2 separate regions of the Homo sapiens genome follow, and region 2 is linked to region 1. Evidence: chromatin loops called from intact Hi-C (ENCODE). Cell type or tissue: CD4-positive, alpha-beta T cell. All regions are shown on one strand.

What was found. Hi-C counts contacts between places; a loop is a spot of excess contacts. Peaks named below come from ENCODE experiments on the same cell type or tissue, not always from the same donor. Only the 100,000 strongest peaks of a DNase experiment are listed, where the experiment ranks them.
Region 2: it touches region 1 in a loop (2.6-fold over the local background); 2 of 110 quality-filtered maps call a loop at or near these places.

Annotation. Positions count from the first base shown.
Region 1 is chr7:112,935,123-112,943,122 of GRCh38, reverse strand. It overlaps SAMTOR (S-adenosylmethionine sensor upstream of mTORC1), which reads left to right and starts at 3,248. Exons shown (of 5, transcript NM_152556.3): 1 at 3,248-3,532. The coding sequence starts at 3,373. RefSeq lists enhancers at 2,780-3,119, 2,774-3,290 and a silencer at 3,320-3,419. In CD4-positive, alpha-beta T cell, no CTCF peak of the experiment used is centred here; a DNase peak (open chromatin) is centred at 3,092; H3K4me3 peaks cover 2,770 bases; H3K27ac peaks cover 1,207 bases.
Region 2 is chr7:112,381,106-112,389,105 of GRCh38, reverse strand. LOC105375456 (a long non-coding RNA gene) reads left to right here. Exons shown (of 3, transcript XR_927870.3): 2 at 4,002-4,167. Among named protein-coding and RNA genes, the nearest start is that of ZNF277-AS1, 35 kb to the right of the region's middle. In CD4-positive, alpha-beta T cell, no CTCF peak of the experiment used is centred here; no DNase peak of the experiment used is centred here.

The DNA of each region.
Region 1 (8,000 bases):
TCCTGCTCAGTGAAGAGTGTTTTATTCCAACATCCTCTTTCCCTAACAGGCATTTAAAATAATGAGAGAATTTTTTAAAACAAGATATTTACAGTAAATAAAAACCTGTCACCACAAAGTGGGGAAAGTTGCTGACATTTTCCTGGGCATAGGATATGCTCATTGAATATGGCACCAAGCCTGCTTCCTTCAGTGAATCCATTTTATCAGCAATTAGGACTGTTGTTTCACTTAAATGGAGAATTCCATTATGACTCCTCAGCAACCTTAACAGATAGAAAGCTTTTTGTAATATTGCTAACTACACAGGAGGAAAGTAGTTATAAACTCCCTTTTGTGCTGTGGTGGATAGTCAGTGGAAAAAAAATCACCTTAAAATATTTCTCAGGACATGTTGGCCTATACCTCATTTGAATTCACGCATCTTTAAAATAAAATCTGTGCCTGGCGCCGTGGCTCACGCCTGTAATCCCAGCACTTTGGGAGGCCAAGGTGGGTGGATCACCTGAGGTCGGGAGTTTGAGACTGGCCTGACCAATATGGAGAAACCCCGTCTCTACTATAAATACAGAATTAGCCGGGCATGGTGGCGCATGCCTGTAATCCCACCTACTCGGGAGGCTGAGGCAGGAGAATCGTTTGAACCTAGGAGGCGGAGGTTGCAGTGAGCCGAGAATGCGCCACTGCACTCCAGCCTGGGCAACAAGAGTGAAACTCCATCTCAAAATAAAATAAAATAAAATAAAATAAAATAAAATAAAATAAATCTTATTTTTATTTTTAAAATAAAATCTTTATTTTATAATAAAAAATTTAAAATTTTTTAAATGAAAATTTTAAATAAAACATTTTTTAAATAAAAAATTTAAAGAAAATAAAAAGATTTCATTTTCTTTAAAATAAAATCTGGCTGTCCAATTGTTATTTCTTCGGTTGCTTTTCAAGAAAGTGTGAAGTCAAAAAGTAATTTTAAAAGGTAGGACTCTTCAATCTGCTTGAACAACAACAACTAGATAGTCTTAAATAAGTTCCTTTTATTTATTCTTACGTTGGTATTTTAAGTTAAATATTATACCAATAAGAATAGCTAGTTACGAAACAGCAGGAAATTCCACATATTTATTTAAAAAATAGACATGTTTTTAAAATCTCATTAATGACTTTGTAAATTGTAATACCTACCTTTGGTAAGGGTGCAATGAAATAAACACCCATAGGTACTAGTGGACATGGCATAAACTGCTACTATCTTTCAGAAAAGGCAATTTCATAATATACATCAAAACCCTAACATGTTTGACCCTTTGCTTCAGAAATTGAACTTTTAGGAATTTAGCCTGATGGAATGTATAATTAAAGAAATGGACAAATACTTGTGTGCAAATGTGTTTGTCATGACATTATCTGTAATACAAAAAAGCTGGAAAAAACATAAATCTACAATAACTGGGAATTGGTTAATGAAATAGTAGGCTATTCATACAATAGATTGCCACATAGGCATCAAGAAATATCCTATTTGAAATTAGTATATACAAACAAAGAAAAAATGTTAAGTTGTTATCTCTCAGTCCAGATGTCTTATTTTCTTTACTCTTTTCTGTATTTTCCAAATTTCCTTCAGTGAACATCTTCAGTTAAGAGGCCTTAAAAGTTCATTTGCTAGTATTATGCTGAAAAGTTCTTTTTTAAAAAATAAAACTACAGTTCAGCACAAGTGAAATTTAATGCTCTTTTTACTATCATTGTATCTTTCGAATATCTGCACCATTATTTGCCTTCCATATGTATTAAAATATGGAAAGAGCCAAAAGAGACATGTAATTCAAGCTCCCCTTTCTTCCCAAATGAAATTCCCCCAAATAAGACCACCATATTTTCAATTTATTAGGCACTTCCGCTTAACTTCTCTTCATAATTATAAGGAGTTCTTTTGAAGTTTATATGTCCTTGTCTTTGTGTTTGATCTGTCTCTTCACTGTGCTGTAGGGACACATCTTCCGCCTTTAAATTCCATCAATCTCCCTTCACCTCCCGCTTCTCCTGTGTCCTAGACAGTGTGTATAATTCTTTGCTCTTCAGCGTATTCAATATAAAGAAGGTAGCATATAAAACAGTTACATAATGCAAGCTTTATTCGTAGTTAGAAAATCATTATCAAAATGTTACCATTGCAATCATTTCCATAGACTGTCACGTAACCAACACCTGCAATGGGGAAGTGGTACACAATCCAACACAACTCATTAGGGGCTCTCAGTCTATTCAATCTCTGACACTCCAGCAGCCTCAGTACCACTTCAGGAGCCAATGCAGTCTACCTCTCTCCAGAGAGCAGTGTTCCACCTTTCTGGGACAGAAGTCAACAATCGCGTTCCCCAAGAGATGGAAAAGAAGTGGAGGAGGGTGAACAGGTTACCAAACCCACTTAGATACACTCCGCATAGACTAACTCTCCAAATTAAAGGACAGGAGGTCACCTGAGCTGACCATAAAAGCTCAGAGTGCTGATGCGAATAAGATCAGGGAAGGCTGCTTATTAACACCGTGGTCACTACAAAAGTTCTTGAGGGCATCTGCTGTGAGTTTTCCATCGTTCCTTATTGTCCTCCTGCATCTCCTGTTGCTTTTCTTGGCCCTCTCCTTTTCGCATTTTCTATGTCCTTTGCCCAGCAGTAGTACTGCAGGCATAAACCATTGTCGACCTGAGAATTAAATTAGCATTTGGTAGCCAGACCTCTCCTTGAGCCTTAGAATGCTTGTGTGCTTGAGGTCCCTGAAGTGTAACGTCATCTCAAAGCGCAAGTAACTAAAGGGAACCTACATGTGACAAGGTGCAGCGGAGGTTCAAGCAGAGCACCCTGGCCGCATCGCAACAGATTATAAAGTGTAGGGGATGAAAATGATGGAAGACATCAGAAAGCCGAGCTGTAAAAAAGCCCAAACTAAGCAAACTGAGACGCGCAAGCGCGTTGCTCACAGCTCGTCTCCCGAGGCCGAGCCACAGCGCCTGCGCACAGAATCCGGGGAGGGTGGGGAAGAGATGAGCACCCAGGCCTGGAGCTCCCACTGCCTCAGCCTCCCTATCCCCGCAAGCTCCGCCTCCTCCAGCTGCTCGCCTTCCCAAACAACCGGGTTCGCCGCCGGCGCTTTCTGCCCATTGGCCCTTAGCCTTTTCCGTTTCCGCCCAGCCCTCAAAATCCACCAATCAGTTTGCACTTTTGGGTGAGGGTCCACCTCCAAGGCTGTCGCTCCGGTTCCTCTGCCTCCTCTGGCTGCTGCCTCCGCAGCTCCCTCCTCCTACCCCACCTCCTCCATCTGGGGAGCGTCTGCGGGGGCCTGAGGGGCGGCGGCGGCGGCGGCGGCTGCGATATGGAGCCAGGGGCCGGCGGCCGAAATACTGCTCGTGCGCAGAGGGCCGGGTCCCCGAACACTCCGCCGCCCCGGGAGCAGGAGCGGAAACTGGAGCAGGAGAAGCTCTCCGGTGTGGTGAAGAGCGTCCACCGGCGGCTCCGCAAGAAGTACCGAGAAGGTAAACAGCGCGCTGAGTGAGGGAGGAAGGGGAGGCCTCATCACCCCCAACCGCTTGTCACCTCTTCCCTCCTCCAAAGAGGCCACCATTAAAATGTAAAGGATCTGCACGTCCCCCCAGCCGCTGCTGCTCTCCCGGGCCTGGTCTGAGCCCCCTAGTCGGCATCAGACGCGCTCCTCCCCGCCCCCTTTTCTTTGAGGGCCCTTCGGGAGAGTTCTAGGCCTGTAAAGGAATTGAGTCCCCACCCCCTCCAAGCCCCTGTCCCCAGCCGGGGTGCTGAGGTTGTTGTCTCGGCACACACAAACACATACACGCTCACAGAGGAGGTGGGGGTCGCTTTTTGCAAGAGACGCCGAGGTAAAACAAGACAGGTAAAATCCATTTGTAAAAGACGAAAAGAAACCTGAGTTGTCCCTCCTTTACGCTTGACCTACCGGCTGTACCATTTGCTTCCTTATCAGACCCCCTTCCTAGTACTTCATTCCTACAACCATGCCGAGCCTTCCTCGCATTGGCTTCCAGGGCTGGGAAGCCAGCAGGCCTTTTAGCTGACTGGACTTCACATTGTTAAAAGGGGGCGGGCTACACTCGTGGCCCCCACTCCCATTTCTTAAATACTTGGTCTTAACTGTTTATTTAGGCGATGAGGAAGAGATCTGGGCAGGTTCTGAAAATACCGTTTGTATTGGAAGCCTCCTAAAGACACCTGCCGATAAAGCCCACCCTCGGCTTCCATGGATGGGGTTCCGGTGAGAACCCCCTCTGTGGAAGCTCATAGGGGAAGAAGCCTTAGTGGCTTTTGCCTGTGCCTGAAGAGTGTTTATAGTTGGAGTCTACAGTTATCCTTGATATCTTTAAATATAGGCTTTTGTACACAGCTGTTTTATAAGATTTTGACAGTGAAAATTCTGTTTTCATAGGCTTGGGAGAGAGACTTCTCCTGAGTATCGAAATGAGGAAAGCTTTCCACTGGTTCTCATTTTAGCTTAATTGCAAACTGAAAAGTCAGCAGCCTTCTGGTGTTAGTCCTATACTTAGTTAATAATTTAGGATTAGAAGGAAAATTATGGCAGTGAAGGAATACAGACAGGTAAGATCATGTTACTGTTGATTTATACACACGTTTCAACTACTCTAGAAAGTTAAAACTAAGTATCCTTTGTTCTTTTGAATGTAGTTGATATGTTTCATTTTTCAAACTTTAAAGGTTTCTTTCCTTAGCAAATCAAGCTTAGCTTTTAATAGAGGCTGTTTAATCATCCCCAAATGGGGCTTGTAGTTATTGTTTAACAGATAGCAATAGAAAGAGTCTTATCAGACCTACTTAGGATGGTAAAATATGTTTTTTGAAAGAATGCTACCCAAACCCACAATTTAGTCAATAAAATGAGTAGTTACCATAGCAACAACTGCATCATTCTTGATATTCAAAGAATGCTCTTACATAATGGAATTCACTGTAGATTTTATGTTATTTGGAGAGATTAGGAAATAAATGGACACATTTTCCTGCAATTTATCCTGCTATTTTGTACAAATTTAAGTGCATCTTTCTAAAGAGAAAAATGACTAGCATAGAATTCCATTTCTATTTTTACCTTTTAATAATTTCATTATTCATTTATTCATAAATGAATAGGTTCCACTCAAATTAACACACTAATGTGGCATCTCTTCAAGTGCTGTTTATATGTGCTTAGTTCCCACATGTTTAACCATGTTTTAAGCCTGAGTATTAACCACAGGAACTCTTGTTTATGAGAATCGGAAGTTACCAGATCTAGAATAGATACATGGAGTTCATAAGTGAATGATCTAGTATGCTTCTGGGGAGTTAAAGTCCTGGCAGTTTAAACATTTGAATGAGACTATTCTTTAGGCGCTTTAATACCCTGAATTTCACCGGTGATCTAGACTTCTCTAGGCTTTGCTTGAATGATATACAAAGCCCCATCAGTGAATTAGCAGAATAAGTGATCCTAATGAGCATGCTCCTTCTACCTTTATTTCTGACATATAGGCTAAATATTAGTAGTAAAAAAGTCATCTGTGAAAAACTCTGTGCACATAATAATACTAAGGAAATAATTTTTAGTGTTTTACTTTGAGGACTTAGTATTGTGCTGATGGTCCCCAGTCTGTAAACATATTTTACAAGTTCATTTGCAAGTCAGCTGTTATTGTAATCTGAAGATTGCTTAAGTGCTAGATCAGTCTGCAAAGGCCCATTGAATCAATAACATACCTGAACTATAGCACCAATAACTATGGAAACTGTACCCCTTTTATCACAATTCTTCTACCAGCAAATGCAGTGAAAATTCCAGCTTAGGATCTTGGAGTTTTAGACTAGAAGGAACCTCTTAGCATTTAGCAGTGATTCCCAAACATGGCTGATCAGCAGATTCAACTGGGTGCCTCTTAGACAATTCCTGTATTCTACCTCAGATCTATAGTTTAAGATCCCTATTATTAGGAACTGGAAATTGTCAGCCAGATATTAGAGTGGTGATCTAATAGCTTCTTCATTTTACAGATAAGTGAGCGGAGTCCTAAAAATATTAAAATAACTTTCTTGATGCTTTGGTAGTTCATTATTAATACTATACATATTTTATGGGAATAATATAGGTTCCCCACCCCCAACTCCAAACCTAATATTAGTGACTCCAAATGTTAGAATAGGAGGGAAAATGAGAAGCAGGAAGTGGCCCTAGAATTTCCATTAGGTGAAAAGTTATAAATTGATGGGAATGGATGATCCATAGGATAGGTATGATTAGCTGAGTTGGGGCTATACAAGGTGAGGGTTTTTTGGGGAGAGATGGCAGGGAAGGAAATAAGTTAGGGTAGAATAAGGAGGCAAAACAGCCATTGAATATTAAGGACAGGATAGATAGTGACTGGGAGGTTGGAGAACAGAGCCTTCTTTTCCCTTATCTCTATTAGTGGAATTGAAAATAAAACAGGAAAAACAATGAAAATAAGTTGTGTTGTTCTTTTTTGCTGTGATAAGAAAAGATTTTTTTCCACTCTTCTCCAACCATTTGCCCAACTGATGCTAGTTGATGGTGATGAACAGGCTTGGGGTGGGGAAGGGTGAACAGGGTTGTAAAGAGTAGCAGGTAGGCTTAATGCACTCTTTTCGTTTACCACTTTTTCCTTCCCCAGTTTATGGCCTGCCTTGTTTCACCACTTAAGAGATGCTGTGCCAATTTGTCTAAAGGTAAAGTGAGAACTGGAGATAAAGGTGTGTTCCAGGCAGCACTCGTATCTGAAGCAGTTACTAAAAAGAAATGGTAGGGAGATGCCTAGCAGTGGTGATGCGAAGGGGTATTTCTGGTGTCTGCCATTGATAGTTAAGAGACAGTCTTTTAAAGTGAGGTTATATTCATAAGATATTCATAAGATAGGTTTTTCACTATCTAGTGAATAGATCCATATTTATAAATGGAAATATGCTTGCACATATAGGTGTTTTCTGTCTTTGCATACATAATTTTTAAAATTTGACCTCCATGTAAACCAAAAATATTTTAAATGTATAAGAGTTATAGACAGCTTTTTAATTAAAAAAACTAGTTTCGCTTTTCAAACAGGGACTTCATTATTTAATTAGATGAGCCTGACAAATATGTATCAAATCAAGAACTGAAGTAGAGCCATGTGTGTTTTTGGTTGTCTTTGTATGATTTTTTTTTTCCATAATCGTATTCACATGAACCCATTCCTGTAATGATTGCTTTTATGCCTGGCATTTCTCTTTCTAAACTTAAAGCGTTTATGTAAAAATTCCAAGAAAATGTAAAAGGCTGCAGTTGTCAGGAGTAAAAGTACACTTTTCATTCCATTTCGTTTTTATTTTTTTAACCTATCTTATGAATATCTTTGGGACATTTTATCAAATTATTCAATCCCTGAATTTACTTGTTCTGCATACCAAACAGATTTAAAACAGTTTATCACATAAACACCTGCAGCTTATAAATCAATCACAAAAAAAAGTAAAAGTATGTACTAAACTGTTAAAAGAGGTATTCTTAAAGTCATGGAATTAGGGGGTGATCTTAACAGGTGAATTAGCATGGCAGTGTAGGATAAGCTGAAAAATATATTTGTGATTGACTATTCTTCAGCAAACACTTAAAATGAGAATTGTGGGGGAAGGGGAAAAACTTTTGTATTAAAATAATTTTAAACCAAAAAGGCTAAAAATAAGAGAATGAATGTGATGTTGGTGTTTTTCCAGAAACAAAGTTTTGAAGTTGTTTTAAAAATTAGAATGAGACTCCTTTTAATTGAACTTTTCTTATTTTTTTTCCTCAGTGGGCTTTAAACACAGCTGCTTTAAAATTTTGACCAAGTCCAAGACCTTAAGAAACTTTGAACAGATTCTTTTCTCAAGTGAGGTTTTGCTGTTTTCTTTTTGTGTTCTTCTTATACTTATTCTGATATAGAATCAGAAAGC
Region 2 (8,000 bases), 550 kb after region 1:
GCAATGGTGTGACCTCGGCTCACTGCAACCTCCTGGGTTGAACTGCCTCCTGGGTTCAAGCGATTCTCCTGCCTCAGCCTCCTGAGTAGCTGGGATTATAGGCATGTGCCACCATGCCCAGCTAATTTTGTATTTTTAGTAGAGACGGGGTTTCACTATGTTGGTCAGGCTGGTCTTGAACTCCTGATCTTAGGTGATCTGCCCTCCTCGGCCTCCCAAAGTGCTGGGATTACAGGCATGAGCTACCGTGCTCGGCCAGAATAAGGATTTTTAAGTGTGCAATTCAGTGGCTTTTAGTATGGTCATAGAGTCATACAAACGTCATTATTATCTAATTCTAAAACATTTTCATCATCCCCAAAAGAAACCCCATACCCATTAGCAACCACTCCTTTTTTTTCTCTTCCCTCCATCCCCTGGTAACCATGAGTCTACTCTCTGTTTTAGTGGATTTGCCTACTCTTGACATCTCATATAAAAGGAGTCATGCCATGTGTGGCCTTTTGTGACTGAGTTCTTTAACTTAGCTTAATGTTTTCACGATTCATCCATGTTGTAGCACGTGTCAGTAATTACTTTTTTTTTTTTTTTTGTCGCCCAGGCTGGAGTGCAGTGGTATGATCTCAGCTCACTGCAATCTCTGCCTCCCAGGTTCAAGTGATTCTCGTGCCTCAGCCTCCCGAGTAGCTGAGACTACAGGTGCAAACCACCGGCATGCCCGGCTAATTTTTGTATTTTTAGTAGAGACGGGGTTTTGCCATGTTGGCCAGGGTCATCTGGAACTCCTGACCTCAAGTGACCCGTCTGCCTCAGCCTCCCAAAGTGCTGGGATTACCATGCTAGGCTTAGTATTTTACTCTTTTTTGTATCAGGTAACCAAGTATTTTATTCTTTTTTGTACCAAAAAAAGTGTGGATGTACCATACTTTTTTATCAATTCATCAGTTGATGGTCATTGAGTTGTTTTTACTTTTTGGCTATTATGAATAATGCTGTTATGAACATTTGTGCACATGTTTTTGTGTGGGCATGTTTTGAATCCTCACTTCTCTTGGGTATATATCTAGGAGTAGACTTGCTGGGTCATATGCGAACTCTAAGTTTAACTTTTTGAGGAACTGCTAAACTGTTTTCCGAAGTAGTGGTATCATGTTACAGTCCCATAGGCAATGTGTGAGGGCTCCAATTTTTCCACATTCTCAGCAATGCTTGTTATTATCTGTATTTTTTCTTAATAGCCATCCTAGTGGGTGTTGAATAAGGTTTTGACCAAGGTTTTGGCAAAATTAAGTAAAACTAACACCACCACCAAGAACAAGAACAAGAATACCACAGGTTAATAGCAATGTAAAAAAGGAGTTCTTGTGTGGTACATAATTTGATTATTAAAAATTCCCAAATAGTTGCTCTATAAGAGTCTAGAGAAACCGTAGCATTGTATATCTGAACATGGCTTTCGGTGGGACTATTTAAAGGTCAACACTAATCTCTCCCCACTTCTGTCTGATCATACAGAGGCTTTGGAGATTCATAGGTGGCACGTATGAAGACAAATTAGTAAGAATCCTTTGGAGGGCAATTTAGCAATAAAGTTTCAGAGGCCTTAGACCCAAAAATTTCAGCTCTCAGAATTTATCCTAAGAAATTTAGAATTTATCTCTGATTCTGATCAATCAGAATTTATCTCTAGAGACACTCAAAATTTATGCACAAGGATGTTTATTACAATATTACTTATAAAGACAGTTACCAAAGACTAAATCCTTGAATCTTTACATCTTTATTCTTATCTACATTTTTTCAAATGTTCTATGGTTCCTTTATATAATTAAAGCAATTCAGTGTAAGTGTTATTTCTTAAAAACTCTATTCCATCTTGAAGGTCTAGTTTAAGGATGCATCTTTCTTCATGCCTTCCTCAGTCATCCAGTGGTTCCTCTTCCTTGGCATTTCAGGTGCATCTAGGTCTGGGTCTAAAGCAAAAAACAAGAGAGGGATTGCTTGTAATGGCAGAGACCTGTCACTAAAAGTGACTTATTAACCAGGTTTCTAACTATTCAAGAAACTGATTATACTTCTTTTGCTTACTTAAGAGTTGTGTCTGAGATCATCAGTAAGTGGGGGAAAAAATTCTTTTTCTAAGTTAGGCTGTGAAAATTCACTTTTAACCAGCTCAGAAGGGGTTAATCACACCTAGTATGCTTCCTAAGAGCATAAGATAGCAACATCCCTGAGTTGAGCCTCTGGAGTTTACTGCTGGTTTACTCCTGTAACTAAGGAGAGAAGCTATTACATGCAGACAGTGATCCATGACAAAATCTCACAAGGCTCCTCTATAGTGAGCTAATCAAATAATAACAACCTTGTAGTAATAGTTATGCTCCAACAGCCATGCAGCTTCCCAGAAACTGCTTATTAAACCTCAGAGCATTACGCATACTTCATGAGCAGTTTCACTAACAGGTTTTAATCTATAAGTTGGAACATTTGCCTCATACAGGGAGAAAATCTGTCAAAGGAAATTAAATGTGTGTGTGTGTATACATATATACATACATATATATTTATTACTATAGAATGTGGCATCGTTTTATCATCCACACAAAAATGCCTAGGCAGACAGCAAAGAGCCTCAGAGCATGCTTTTTTTCGGTCCAAATAAATAATAATGGATAATTTGTAAAGTGTTAATTATATTGAATTACAATTAGTAATATCTAAGTATGAGGTTGTTATGTGATATATTTCATTCACTGTTCAACCAACTGCTTTAATTATAATTTTGGTTATGTTTTCTGCACTAATAAAAGAAAAATATCACCTGCTCTACTGGATTATACCAACAGGCACAATAATTTTAGGAAGCAATGAACCTTAGTAGAAATTCATGAAGAAAATTTACATATACCACAATCTAAGAATATTTTAGAAAATATTGTATCTATATATTTGAATGGACTTGTAATAGGCAATTAATACTAGCAAACAAACATTCCTCTACTTTATAAAAATAACAATAAAATGTCATTAGGAAAGCCATCACAAAAAACTTTATGAAAGACAGAAAATCAGAGAGAGAAAGAAGAAGAAAGAAAGGAGAAAAAAATTAGAAAGACAAAATTCCAGGTGTCAGGGTCTTGGAACAAAATGATATTAGAAATGTTCTCCTTCCCAGGTAGCCCTCATGGCTCATATCTATATTAATGTATATGAATCGATATTGCTATCTTTTTATTCTTTTTGATTAATAGTTGAAATTATTAAAACTTTTTTCTCTTAGCTGTAAGCATAAACTGAGCAATATGAGTGAAATCTTAGTAAACTCTACCTTGGAATCTTATGTCAGGGAAATGGCCCAGAGTCAGGTGACTCTGGTTCAAAAGGACAAAAGTGTTCCAAGGTCTTTCTTGGGCCAACAGTAGTAATCTCATGTGTTGTGTACCAGAGACTTTTGATTTATAAAGATGGCAAAGGACTGGGAGGCTTGCTAAGTGCACACACACAGAGAACGAAGATTTTTCAGAGGCCAGGGTTTTAAAAAACTCAACAGGAAAAGGGGCCATCCGCATTGAGTCCCTTACAATCATCCAGACGCTGGATACTGGGTTTAACCAATCTTAGAACATGCTTTTTGAAGTCAAGAAGTAGAATATCTAAAGAACAATGCCAGGCACACCACGTGGTGCCAGCTTAGCTGATGGGTCCCTGTCAGAGGGCTTCCTGAGGGCAGCCAGGTCAGACCTGGCTCAGCAATTCATGCCTTCCTGCAACTGTGTCGATAGCTGCTCTACCGGGCCTGGCAGAATGAGAGAGAGAAGAGCATCTGCCATGCCCCCTGCCGTTTCTGCTCAGATGACCCCCACCTCCACCCCCAGTTTGTAGAACAGTAGTCCAGGAAAAATATCCTACCCCCAGGTCTGGGCATAAAGAAGGGAGTGGGTGGCTAGTCTAGGTCTTTGAGCTTCAACCACTGCACCCCTAACTGTCGACTTCTGTTTAAGATGCAGATGCTAAGAGGACTCCATTCTGATGACTGTCTATATCAAGGCCTCCTACCCTCAGGGAATTGGGTGAGCTGTTCCTGTTGATGAAGCTATGGGGCTCTCCTATGGGAGATACCAGTATTTGCATATGGGACTTGGTGCCTAGATTGGAGCTGGCTTTGGGGTAAGTGGAACAGAGACTTCTTGAAGCTCTCATGTAGATTAATCCAAGTCTCCTGGAAGTGGCTGCTATGTCTCAGCTTCTCCCTGGCCCAGTGTGACTGCCCCTCATGGTCCTTCACACTGGGGACTTCTCCATGTTATACCTTCAGCTTCCTGGCCCAGGAGGGATCCTTAACAATCCATTACCTCAAACAGATGCAAAACCCAGCAATATAGTGATACTAAAAAGACCTCCAAGACCAAATCCTGGTGAAAATAGCTTAGCCCGTATGAAGATCCCATGATTCTAAAATATACAAATAATTCATTCCTGAGCTATTAATGTCCACTGACTATTCGCTCAACACTGATGAAGATGTTGGGGATTCATCAGTGCATGAAAGAGATGAAAATCCCTGCTAGGGAGAAAAATAAAGTAGGGAAGAGGAGGACAGAAGGGGGATAGAGTGGGTTGCAGTCACAAATAGGGTGGCCAGAGGTTTCACTGTGGAAGTGCTGCGTTTGAGCAGACTTGAAAGAGGTGAGACTGAGTCATGTGGTACCCAGAGGAAGAGCGTTCCAGGCAGAAGGGACAGCGAGTGCAAAGGCCCTCGGCTGGGAGCATGGCTGGCTTGGGCAAGGAGTGACAGGGAGGCTGATGTGCCAGGATCAGAGTAAGCAAGAGAGAGAGCCGTGGAGAATGAGGTAAAGGAGGATCAAGTCGTGTGAGTCCTCACAGGGCCTGAAAGGACTTTGGCTTTTGCTCTGGGTGAAATGAGGACTCCTAGGAGCATTTTGAGCCGAGAAGAAAAAAGGCCTGACTTACATCCTGTTAGGAGTCCTCTGCCTGTAATGGGTCAGCTCACAGCACTCGCCTGGTTGGCTTGATGATGCCCACACTAAGTGCAGGTGAAGCCTCGGAGAAGGAAGAAAGGAAGTAGAAAGAGCAGCCAAGCAGGAGGAGGAGCAACAGGCACAGGAGGTGAGGGAGGCTGTGATTTGGAGCAGCAGGGGAAAACATGGAGTCCACATTTGCTGACAGTGGAGGAGTGACAGCTGGCACAGAGATGGAGGTGATGTGAACACAGGTGTAGGATTACATCAGTCTAGAGCCAAACCCCTAACCCACCTCCATGACCCTGGAGGGCTTCAGAACAACTATGATTTGACACATGAAGAAAAAGTTAAAATGTGACCAAAAGAGGGCGTGGTTTTCACTTTCTTCTTTCATGAGGTTACGTCTTGGGAACAGTCTGCCAGACATGCCTCCCCGCTTGCATTATGTGTGTCCCATGCTGGTATCTGCTTTTAATGAACATTGTAAGCCACTTTGCACATGAGCATATACCAGTTGCTACTGGTGAGATATTAAACACCTATTTTATAATCAGCCTTTGGAAAATCCAAGGTATACAGGGGAAGAGTACAAAGAAATCCCGAAAGCCTGGTGCTGAGCAAACACAGAAAATGCAAGATTTCTGATCAGCAACTTGGGACAAGTGACCAATTTGACACCGGCCCCTGTGCCTGGTGTAAAGTAGAGGATCAAAGATGTAAAGGCCCTGGGAGAGGCAGGTGGGTGGGGATGTGATGATAGGTGACTTTTTGGGGGGCCACCCTGCATCTTTTCCATTTGATTTCAAAAGTAAAGGTTATTCATTGCAGTTTCCCTCACAAAATTACAGAAGAGTGTGAAGTTTAAAAAATCCTTCCTCTCTAATCCCTCTAACCACAAATAGTCACAGTTAACAATTTGATGTTTATCATCTAGAGTTTTTTCTGCACATGTATACTTTCTTATGTATATATATTATATATATTCCTATTACATATATACAGACAAACACATATGCATATTTAAACAATGAAACCGGAGTTCTCCTTTACTTATTTTTCTCTCTCCTTCCCTGAACCCCTTACTTCTTCATGGCTTTCACTCCAGATTAGGGTGTATAGATCTGCCTCATTTTTAAAAATATTTTTTTCTATTCTAAAATTAATATGGGCTGGGTGTGGTGGCTCACACCTGCAATACCAGCACTTTGGGAGGCTGAGGTGGGCGGATCACTTGAAGTCAGGAGTTCAAGACCAGACTGGCCAACACGGTGAAACCACGTCTCTACTAAAAATACAAAAATTAGCTGGGTGTGGTGGCATGCATCTGTAATCCCAGCTACTCTAGAGGCTGAGGCAGGAGAATTGCTTGAACCTGGGAAGTAGAGGTTGCAGTTAACTGAGATCCTGCCACTGCACTCCAGCCTGAGTAACAGAGTGAGACTCTGTCTCAAAAAAAAAATTCACATGGAACCAAAAGAGTCCAAATCACCAAAGCAATGCTAAACAAAAAGAACAAAGCCAGAGGCATCACATTACTCAACTTCTAACTATACTACAAGGCTGCAGTAACCAAAACAGCGAGGTACTAGTACAAAAGCAGACACATAGATGAATGGAACAGAATAGGGAACAAAATAGGGAACCCAGAAATAAAGCCACACACCTACAACCACCTGATTTTTGATGAAGTCAACAAAAATAACCAATGGGGAAAGGATTTTCTATTTAGTAAATGGTGCTAGGATAGCTAGTTAGCCATATGCAGAAGAATGAAACTGGACCGCTAGCTTTTACCATATACAAAAATTAACTCAAGATAGATTAAAGACTTAAAGGTAAGGTTTCAAACTATAAGAATCCTAGAAGAAAACCTAGGAAGTACCATTCTAGACATCAACCTTGGGAAAGAATTTATGACTAAGCTCTCAAAAGCAATTGCAATAAAAACAAAAATTGACAAGTCAGACCTAATTAAACTAAAGAGCTTTTCACAACAAAAAAAACTATCAACAGAATAAACAGATAGCATACAGAATGAAAGAAAATATTCGCAACAAAGGTCTATTATCCAGAATCTATAAGAAACTTAATTCAACAAGTAAAAAACAAATAACCCCATTAAAAAGTAGACAAAAGACAGGAACAGACACTTCTCAAAAGAAGACAGAGAAGCAGCCAACAAACATGAGAAGTGTTCAACATCACTAATCATCAGAGAACTGCAAATAAAAACCACAATGAGATAACATCTTACACCAGATGTTATCTGTCAGTCAGAATGGCTATTATTAAAAAGTCAAAAGGCAACAGATATTGGTGAGGCTGCAGAGAAAAAGGAATGCTTATACGTTGTTGGTGGGAATGTGTATTAGTTTAGCCACTGTGGAAAGCAGTTTGGAGATGTCTCAAAAAACTTAAAACGAAACTACCAATCAACCCAGTAATTCCATTACTGGGTATGTATCCAAAAAAATTGTTCTATCAAAAAGACACACACTCATATGTTCATCACTATTCACAATAGCACAGACATGGAATCTACCAAGGTGTTCATCAACGGTGGATTGGAGAAAGAAAATGTGGCACATATACACGATGGAATATTACACAGCCATGAAAAAAAACCCAAAAATATGTCCTTTGCAGCAACATGGATGCAGCTGGAGGCCATTATCCTAAGAAAATTAAAGCAGGAACAGAAAACCAAATACTGCATGTTCTCACTTATAAGTGGGAGCTAAACCTTAGGTACTCATGGACATTAAGTCCATGGCAACAATAGACATTGGGGATTACTATAGCATGAGGGAGCAGGGAAAGGGTACTATGGTCACTACCTGCATATGGAATCGTTTGTACCCCAAATCTTAGCATCAAGCAATATACCCACATAACAAACCTGTACATGCACTCCCTGAATCTAAAATAAAACTTGAATAAAAAAAAAACTGACTGAACTTAGCCAACTGCTAAACCCTTACATCCTGAAGCCACTTGTTGTTTATTTGATGCCAATAT